Regions from separate parts of the Homo sapiens genome. Here region 1 is linked to region 2. A link is a loop called in an ENCODE intact Hi-C map of the cell type or tissue named here. Cell type or tissue: heart right ventricle. All regions are shown on one strand. Region 1 overlaps TJP1 (tight junction protein 1). Region 2 has its middle 90 kb from the start of TJP1.

What was found. A loop is a pair of places that touch in the nucleus more often than their neighbours do. Peaks named below come from ENCODE experiments on the same cell type or tissue, not always from the same donor. Only the 100,000 strongest peaks of a DNase experiment are listed, where the experiment ranks them.
Region 1: a loop joins it to region 2, with 3 times the contacts of the local background. A loop is called at or near these places in 62 of 110 quality-filtered maps.

The regions. Positions count from the first base shown.
Region 1 is chr15:29,750,354-29,754,353 of GRCh38, forward strand. All of the region lies in intron 8 of TJP1 (tight junction protein 1), which reads right to left. Among named protein-coding and RNA genes, the nearest start is that of TJP1, 70 kb to the right of the region's middle. In heart right ventricle, no CTCF peak of the experiment used is centred here; no DNase peak of the experiment used is centred here; H3K27ac peaks cover 438 bases.
Region 2 is chr15:29,910,346-29,914,345 of GRCh38, forward strand. It overlaps a transcript of TJP1 not described here. Among named protein-coding and RNA genes, the nearest start is that of TJP1, 90 kb to the left of the region's middle. In heart right ventricle, no CTCF peak of the experiment used is centred here; no DNase peak of the experiment used is centred here; H3K27ac peaks cover 4,000 bases.

The DNA of each region.
Region 1 (4,000 bases), 160 kb before region 2:
GTCTTGAACTCCTGAGTTCAGGCAATCTGCTCGCCTCGGCCTCCCAAAGTGCTGAGATTACAGGTGTGAGCCACTGCGCCCAGCCCTATCCGTGGTTCTTAATCTTCAGAGCTCTCTTTAGTTCTTACCAGTCAATCCCTCATTACTCCTGTTATGTTTAATTTCTTTACATTCAACTTTCTCTGTTCATGGAAACTGTGCTTTCTGTCTCCTGATTGATAAGATATGCCTGGTCGCCATTTCATAGCCCTTTCCCTCTTACTTCTAGCTCTATGAACACCTTTCCAATCAACTTGATGTGCCTTATTTTAAAAATAACCTTAATACAGGAAATAAATGAAGCGCTGAACATTCACTCTAGTAGAATATCCTTTTATAAAGCCAACTCCCCATTACAAATTAAAGACTTATACTACAAAAACGGATTTATACATACTTTTCACAAGTTCATTAATTGCATAAGGTAGGCAAGAACACCACAGTTTAGGTTGAAAACAAAAGCTAGCTACTAATCCCTTTAAAAGGCATTGGATTATCTCAACCACAATTAACAATAAAAATATGCTAAGAATTTAAGTTAACTGTATTCCAAAGTTTTTTCCACTGACAGGAAAATTTCAGCCTGGAAGGCTCTATTGCAAAAAGACAGAAAAGTGAAGGCACACTCCAGTTTCATACTTAGAATGTTGCAATCACTGCTAATCCTCTGATTTTATATGGAAACAAATATATACACATTGAAGTTCCCCCTTCACAACGATTAAAAAATGGTCTCTCTCTGCACTGGTACCCAAAGAATTCTGGGGATGAGAAAGCAAGAGATACAGGGCTGGTACTTGGGAACAAAAGGTAAAAAAGTTGCCCAGGAAGTATGCTGAGAAGGCAAGAAAATAATTACCTTAATTCCACTTTGTCATTTTGTAAGCTAATTTCTCACAATGTAAATCTGTCCTTTACATGTAATCTGCTTTCTAAAACATACATGTGTTCATGAGCATGCTTCTGAAAAAATCTGAGTCTATTTCACTGTGATATTGTTTTTAGGCAATAATTTAGATGTATGTGTTTGTGGAGCTTATTCTTCTGTACAAGTGCTTCTCATCTTAAACATTCATCTATTAATCTAGTCCATCCGCATTAGAAGAAAAACAGGTCTGTGGTTCAAAAGTAATTTTCATGGATATGGACAACTTTTAGTAAGAAACAACTGAGGAAAGCCCAAGAGGACTTTTGTCTCACTTAAAGAATTGTGTTGTTACACCTTCATTGGTGGTATAATGATTATTCTGTACTTTGACTAATACTTATGACTAACATAGCACTTTGTGCAGTTTATTTGGTAGATTTTATAGTGGGAGACCAATGTCACAAATCTTATTAGGATTCTCTCAGAGAAAACAGAAAATTGTCTCACATTTAAAAAATCTGCAAATAAGTTTTTTTGTATATTTACTATTTTAGACAAGTGGAGCAGTTTGTTTTTAAATTTGCCATTTTTAAATATTGTACTTGTAGAAGAAAACAAATCTCAGCTGATGGAGTAAATAAACTTTATACTTTTACTTTTTATTTTTGTACTACTTATTTTTGAGACAGGGCCTTGTTCTATTGCCCAGGCTACAGTTCAGTGGCGTGATCATGGCACACTGCAGCCTCAACCTCTTGGGCTCAAGCAGGCGATCCTTCCACCTCAGCCTCCTGAGTACCCAGGATCACAGATGTGCACCACCACGCCCGGCTAAATACACTTTTTTTTTTTTTTCCCCCCAGACGGAGTCTCGCTCTGTCACCCAGGCTGGAGTGCAGTGGCATGATCTCGGCTCACTGCAACCTCTGCCTCCCAGGTTCAAGCGATTCTCCTGCCTCAGCCTTCCGAGTAGCTGGGATTATAGGCACACGCCACCACGCCTAGCTAATTTTGGTATTTTTAGTAGAGACTGGGTTTCACCATGTTGGCCAGGCTGGTCTTGAACTCCTGACCTCAAGTGATCTTGCCCACCTTGGCCTCCCAAAGTGCTGAGATTACAGGTGTAAGCCATCGTGCCTGGCCTACTTTCACTTTTTAAACGGGATATATGATAAATATTGAAGCCTGCCTTTCTGCTATTTGATCCATGATCTCCTCTTAAGGGTTAAAATCTAACAGCAATCACTGAATACCCCATGACTATACTTGGGTTTCCATTAACTAGAGAAACTTAATCAACTAAAATCTTCCCTCTTTTGGCCCCTCACAAAAGCACACTGAAAATAAAACCTCACATTGGAATTTCAATGAAGTAACCTGAAATCCCCTCAAACTGAAAATAACAGTTCGTTCACAAAAGTTCAGGATGTCATCGATATTCCACTCACTTTGAAATGTTAGATAAAACATATTAGCAAAAAAGCATTTAATAACATTTCAAGTAATAAACAACATTAAAAAAACTTTCATGTTCTAACCAAATTTTTTAAAACAGAAAAAATTCACTTCTTGGATCTCCAAATCACTTTCTCCCTTGCTCTTATGATGTAGCCACATGGGCTATATTGCTGCCCTTCCAGTAGGTCGAGTTTCCATCTCAGGAGCAGTACACGCTTTGCCTTATTCCAGAATGACCTTCACCTGCCAGGGTCTTTCTTACCCAGTTCAAAATGATGTGACCTCAGAGAAGCTTTCTTCCCTGAGCCTGTTATTTAATATTGTCCCCTCCTGCTTCACTATTACACTACCCTGATTCTCTTTATAGCATTTAACCACTAACGAAAATTTACTTTTTGTATTTTCAAATTTATGTATTTGCTTTGGATATAGAGCTTACATCCAAATGATAGCAGGGATCTTGCCTAAGATTGCTCAGGATATGGCCAGGCGCAGTGGCTCACGCCTGTAATCCCAGCACTTTGGGAGGCTGAGGCAGGCAGATCACGAGGTCAGGAGATCGAGACCATCCTGGCTAACACAGTGAAACCCCGTCTCTACTAAAAAACACAAAAAATTAGCCAGGCGTGGTGGCGGGTGCCTGTAGTCCCAGCTACTCAGGAGGCTGAGGCAGGAGAATAGCGTGAACCTGGGAGGCGGAGCTCGCAGTGAGCCGAGATCGTGCCACTGCACTCCAGCCTGGGAGACAGAGCAAGACTCTGTGTCAAAAAAAAAAAAAAAAAAAAAAAAAAGATTGCTCAGGATATTTATCGCCATACACTGATAACATATATGTGACATTAGTAAGTATTTGGCAAAGGACGAATGAGCAGGATAACATCCACATTACTGGTAAAATCTTTCAACCTTCACTACAGAAGGAACATTCACTGTGGTGCCGCCTGTTGATCACTCAGAACTATGCACATTGGTCACGGTGTAAGGTACAGGAGCCATGGGAAAGAAGTCACTGATTCGACTCGCTGATTAACCATTGAAATACTTAATGAATCATATCTTTCTAACTGGCACCCTTTCTATCTTTCTCAGATGAAAGGGAAACAGAAAAAAAAAAAAAAAACAAAGGTAAAGGACCTCATGGTGAGCCTAAAAAAGAACACGTAGTACTACCAACACCATGTTCACTACCAACAATATATGTAATTCTTGTTTAGAATAAAGCACTTATCAAATTGGAGTTATGAAATTTATTTAGACAAAAGACTAACACCAATGATCAGTAAATAAAATCTGAAACTCACCAATCAGGGTATATACCCAAGGAATATAAATCATTCTACCATAAAGACATATGCAAACAAATGTTCACTGCAGCACTATTCACAATAGCAAAGACATGGAGTCAACCTATATGCCCACCAATGACAGAGTGGATAAAGAAAATGTGGTACATATACACCATGGAATACTATGCAGCCATAAAAAAGAACATGTCTTTTGCCAGAACATGAGTGGAGCTGGAGGCCATTACCCTTAGCAAACGAATGCAGGAACAGAAAACCAAACACTGCATGTTCTCACTTGTAAGTGGGAGCTAAATGGTAAGAACTTACGAACACAAAGAAAACAACAGGC
Region 2 (4,000 bases):
TCCACCCAAGTTCATTGCTACAATACCTGACTCTCTGCCAAGGTGCTTAGCCTATCGCTAGGAAGTCCTAAACACAGGCCTGTTTTTAAACACTTTCACCACTCCCTTAGCCTTTCCACTTTGAAAATATTGTCTGGTATCATGTTTACTTCTACATTTTAAACACTGTTTATATGTAGAAGTGTATTTTAATTATTGTCAGCGATTAATACTATTCTTACTATCTGAATGTAGATTATTCTATATTTCATTAAAGTTGAAAGTAATTATATTTGTGGTTTAGCTCTAACAACTGCACTAATAATACTAGTGATAAAAATGCACTCATAAATCAGTTTGTATAATTATTGATATGCATAATGACTAACAAAATTGCTTCCCCAATAACTCTAATGATATGAGAGTAATCACCTCCTCTCCTAAAAATAACACGCTACAAGCACAGAGAAGTCCCAACTTATACACGGATTCTGCATTGTCAATTATATGTGATGGGGTAAACTAAAAGAGAGTGACAGATTATCTGAGGTGGAATTAAATGATCAATGAGCCCTGAAAGACAGGGAGAGGAGAACATACACCTGCATGGTAAGAGTACATCAACGGGTGCCCCTCTAACACTCACTAGCTGATACTTTTAGCTCCAGATAACTCTGTTGCTTTCAGACCACTGGAGGCAGTAAGCTGTACTATGATGATCTTAGGGAGAGCAGATGCAAATAAATAATATGCTAAAGATTCAGTCACCTTATTCCTCTACAATACATTTACCTGCATTGGTATCTCTCATGAAACCTACTCAAATGCAGTCATGTCAGCAGTTGCCCACTGCAGCTGAGGTGGTCCCAATGCTTCAGGCTCAGAGCTGGCATACAGCACACCAGATCTGCTCAGTCTCAGAACTTAACTCCAAAACCCAGAGGCTGACAGAGCTGAGTTGCTGTTTCTAGAATGACTATCTCAAGAACCGGGCAAGGCATAATGGAACCCATTAGTAAATTCAGCAGAAGAAGGAAGAGGCAGGAAAATAAGAAGGGGGAATGTACTAGTCTGTCTTCATGTTTCTATAAAAAACTACCTGAGACTGGGTAATTTATAAAGAAAACAGGTTTAATTGGCTCATGGTTCCATGGGCTGTACAGGAAGCATGGCTGAGGAGGTCTCAGGAAATTTACAATCATGGTGGAAGGCAAAGGGGAAGCATGCACATCTTCACATGGCCAGCAGGAGAGAGCAAAGGGGGAGGTGCTACACACTTTTAAACAACCAGATCTTGTGAGAACTCACTGTCACGAGAACAGCAAGGGGGAAATCCACCCCTATGATCCAATTACCTCCCACCAGGTCCCTCCTCCAACACTGTGGATTATAATTTGACTTGAGATTTGGATGGGGAAACAGAGCCAAACCATATCACGGAAGTTCAGTCTCATAATGAAAGCAAATCTCATAATTATTTTTGTTAAGCATGCATTCCTCTGTTGACTCAACTAAGACTCAGGCTCTGGGAACTTAAAATGCACCAGGCTTTATCTATGTTAGGAGTTATGGGGATATAGAAAAATAAGGCATGATTTGGATTCTTGGGGAGTTCGCAATCCAATGAGGAGAAAGATGAGTGTCTTAGTCACCTGGGCTGCTATAACAAGATACCACAGACTGGGTGGCTTTAACAAATATTTATTTCTCACAGCTCTGGAGGCTGGGAAGTCCAACATTACAGCTCTGGCAGATCTAATGCCTGGAGAGGCCCGCTTCCTGCTTTGTAGATGGCTTTTTGCTGTGCCTCACATGGTGGAGAGAGAAAAGAAAGGCACTGGTCCCCTTCTTCATATGAGGGCACTAAGCCCATTCATGAAGGCTCTACTCTCACGGCCTAATCACCTCCCAAAGGTCCTACCGCCTAATACCATGGCACCGGGGAGTTAGGATTTCAACATATGAATTTTTAACACAAATAGGCAGTCCATAACCACAAGAAAACAACTATTTAGTTTTGAATCAAATATTAGGTAGAACCACACAAAATTATGTTAATTGTAGTGAAAAACAGAAATATTTGTAGTCAAAGAGGTAGCTTGGGGCCGGGCGTGGTGGCTCACGCCTGTAATCCCAGCACTTTGGAAAGCCAAGACAGGCGGATCACAAGGTCAGGAGTTTGAGACCAGCCTGGCCAACATAGTGAAACCATGTCTCTACTAAAATACAAAAAGTAGCCGATGTGGTAGTGCATGCCTGTAATCCTAGCTACTCAGGAGGCTGAGGCAGAAGTTACGGGAGGAAGAGGTTACAGTGAGCTGAGATCATGCCACTGCACTCCAGCCTGGGAGACAGAGCAAGACTCTGTCTCAAAAAAAAAAAAAAAAAAAAAAAAAAAAGAGGGAGCTTGGAAAAAATATTCTGGGAGGTGATGGAACTGTTCTGAATTTTGATTGTGGTGGTTACATAACTTATTGCACTTATCAAAACTCTCAGAAACTGTACACCAAATAGAGTGAATGCTACCGTATGTAAATTTAAAAATAAGTTTTAAAAGCAGCTGAATATCAGTAATTTCATACGGTTTAACTTAGTAGATGCGCCAGCTCAGGCAGACAGTTCTGCAGGATTGCAGGAAGCAGAGACGAGCAGAGATTAATAGAGGAGTGATAGTCTCATGAACAACAACCATTTCATCAGAGCCTTGAAAAAATAAAGCCCTCAACAGTGAAGAAAAGAAGGGCAAGAAGGTAAATATCCTAGAGACAAGGACAGCACAAGCAGTCAAAAAGTTCTACAAACTCACAGCAGGTGTGGAGAATAGCAAATAGAGCAGTAGATAGTTCATGAAAGCAGGGGGATCACAAAAAAAAAAGGGGGTAGAATACGGAGGACTTAAAAGACCAGATTAAATACACTAGAATTTATTCTACAGTCAATGGCAAGTTAGTAAAGTGTTTAGACAAAGGACTGACATGACTAAATCTATTTTGGAAAGATAACCTTGATAAAAATATGGAGGATTTGTTGGTTGTGGGAGGTATCAGAGGCAGGAGAATGACCTACAAGGGTTTCTTAATTGGGGTCTGTGAATTTCTTAAAATGGTTGCAATATTGTGTATGTGCACACACATTTGTACATACACACATCTTTTTCTAGAAGGGGGTCTATGGTTTTCATTAGCTACTGAAGGAGTTCATAACCTCCAAAGGGTTAAGAACTTTAAGAACTGTATTGTTCAAGTGCATCAAGATGCAGCAGGAGTTAAGTTTGCAGTGAGCAGAATAAATTCAGAGACACTTATGAAGATCGCATTTCTGGACTTAAAAATAACTAGTGAGTGAGAGTGAGAGAGGGAGGATCTAAAGATGACAACAAAGTTTCTAGCTTGCTGACCTGGGAAGTGTTGAGGGAGAGGAAGGGAGAGGGAGGAAAAGGGGTATCATTACACTAAGAACAAAAAAATGATTTCACTTCAAAGAACTGAATATTTAACCTCTGCACTTGTGTCACTCTTAGCTGGAGATTTTCTTCTATTTTTATGGGCCAAAGTATTTCTGGCTAAAGAGAGAGATAAGATGTACTACAGAGGACCGTACTTGCATATGAAAATAAAAAGCAGATGAGAAAACAATCTTCAAAGCCTTTCTCAGAGTGAGTTCGCTCTCCGGAGGCTTGCTTTCCACATTCTCATGGCATTAGGAAACCTCAGGGGGATGGTATCTGCCTCTGTCACACAAGGGAATGAATGTAACATATAGTATTGGAATAAGCTGAAGATAGCCATCCAAACAGTATTAATATGTTTTAAACGTACAAAACATTTCATATGACTTGAGGATTTTTGTAAGTTAGAAATTCGACTCACTAGCATGGATTACACCTTAAATAAATATAGTTTCTTCCCTGGTGTTTTCATACATCATGGAGCAAATTTATATTTATTTGGTAAACATTTGCTTATTAAATAAACGTTTGCCTGAAGTTGAAAGGGGATGCTATATAGAGCTCCCCTAATTG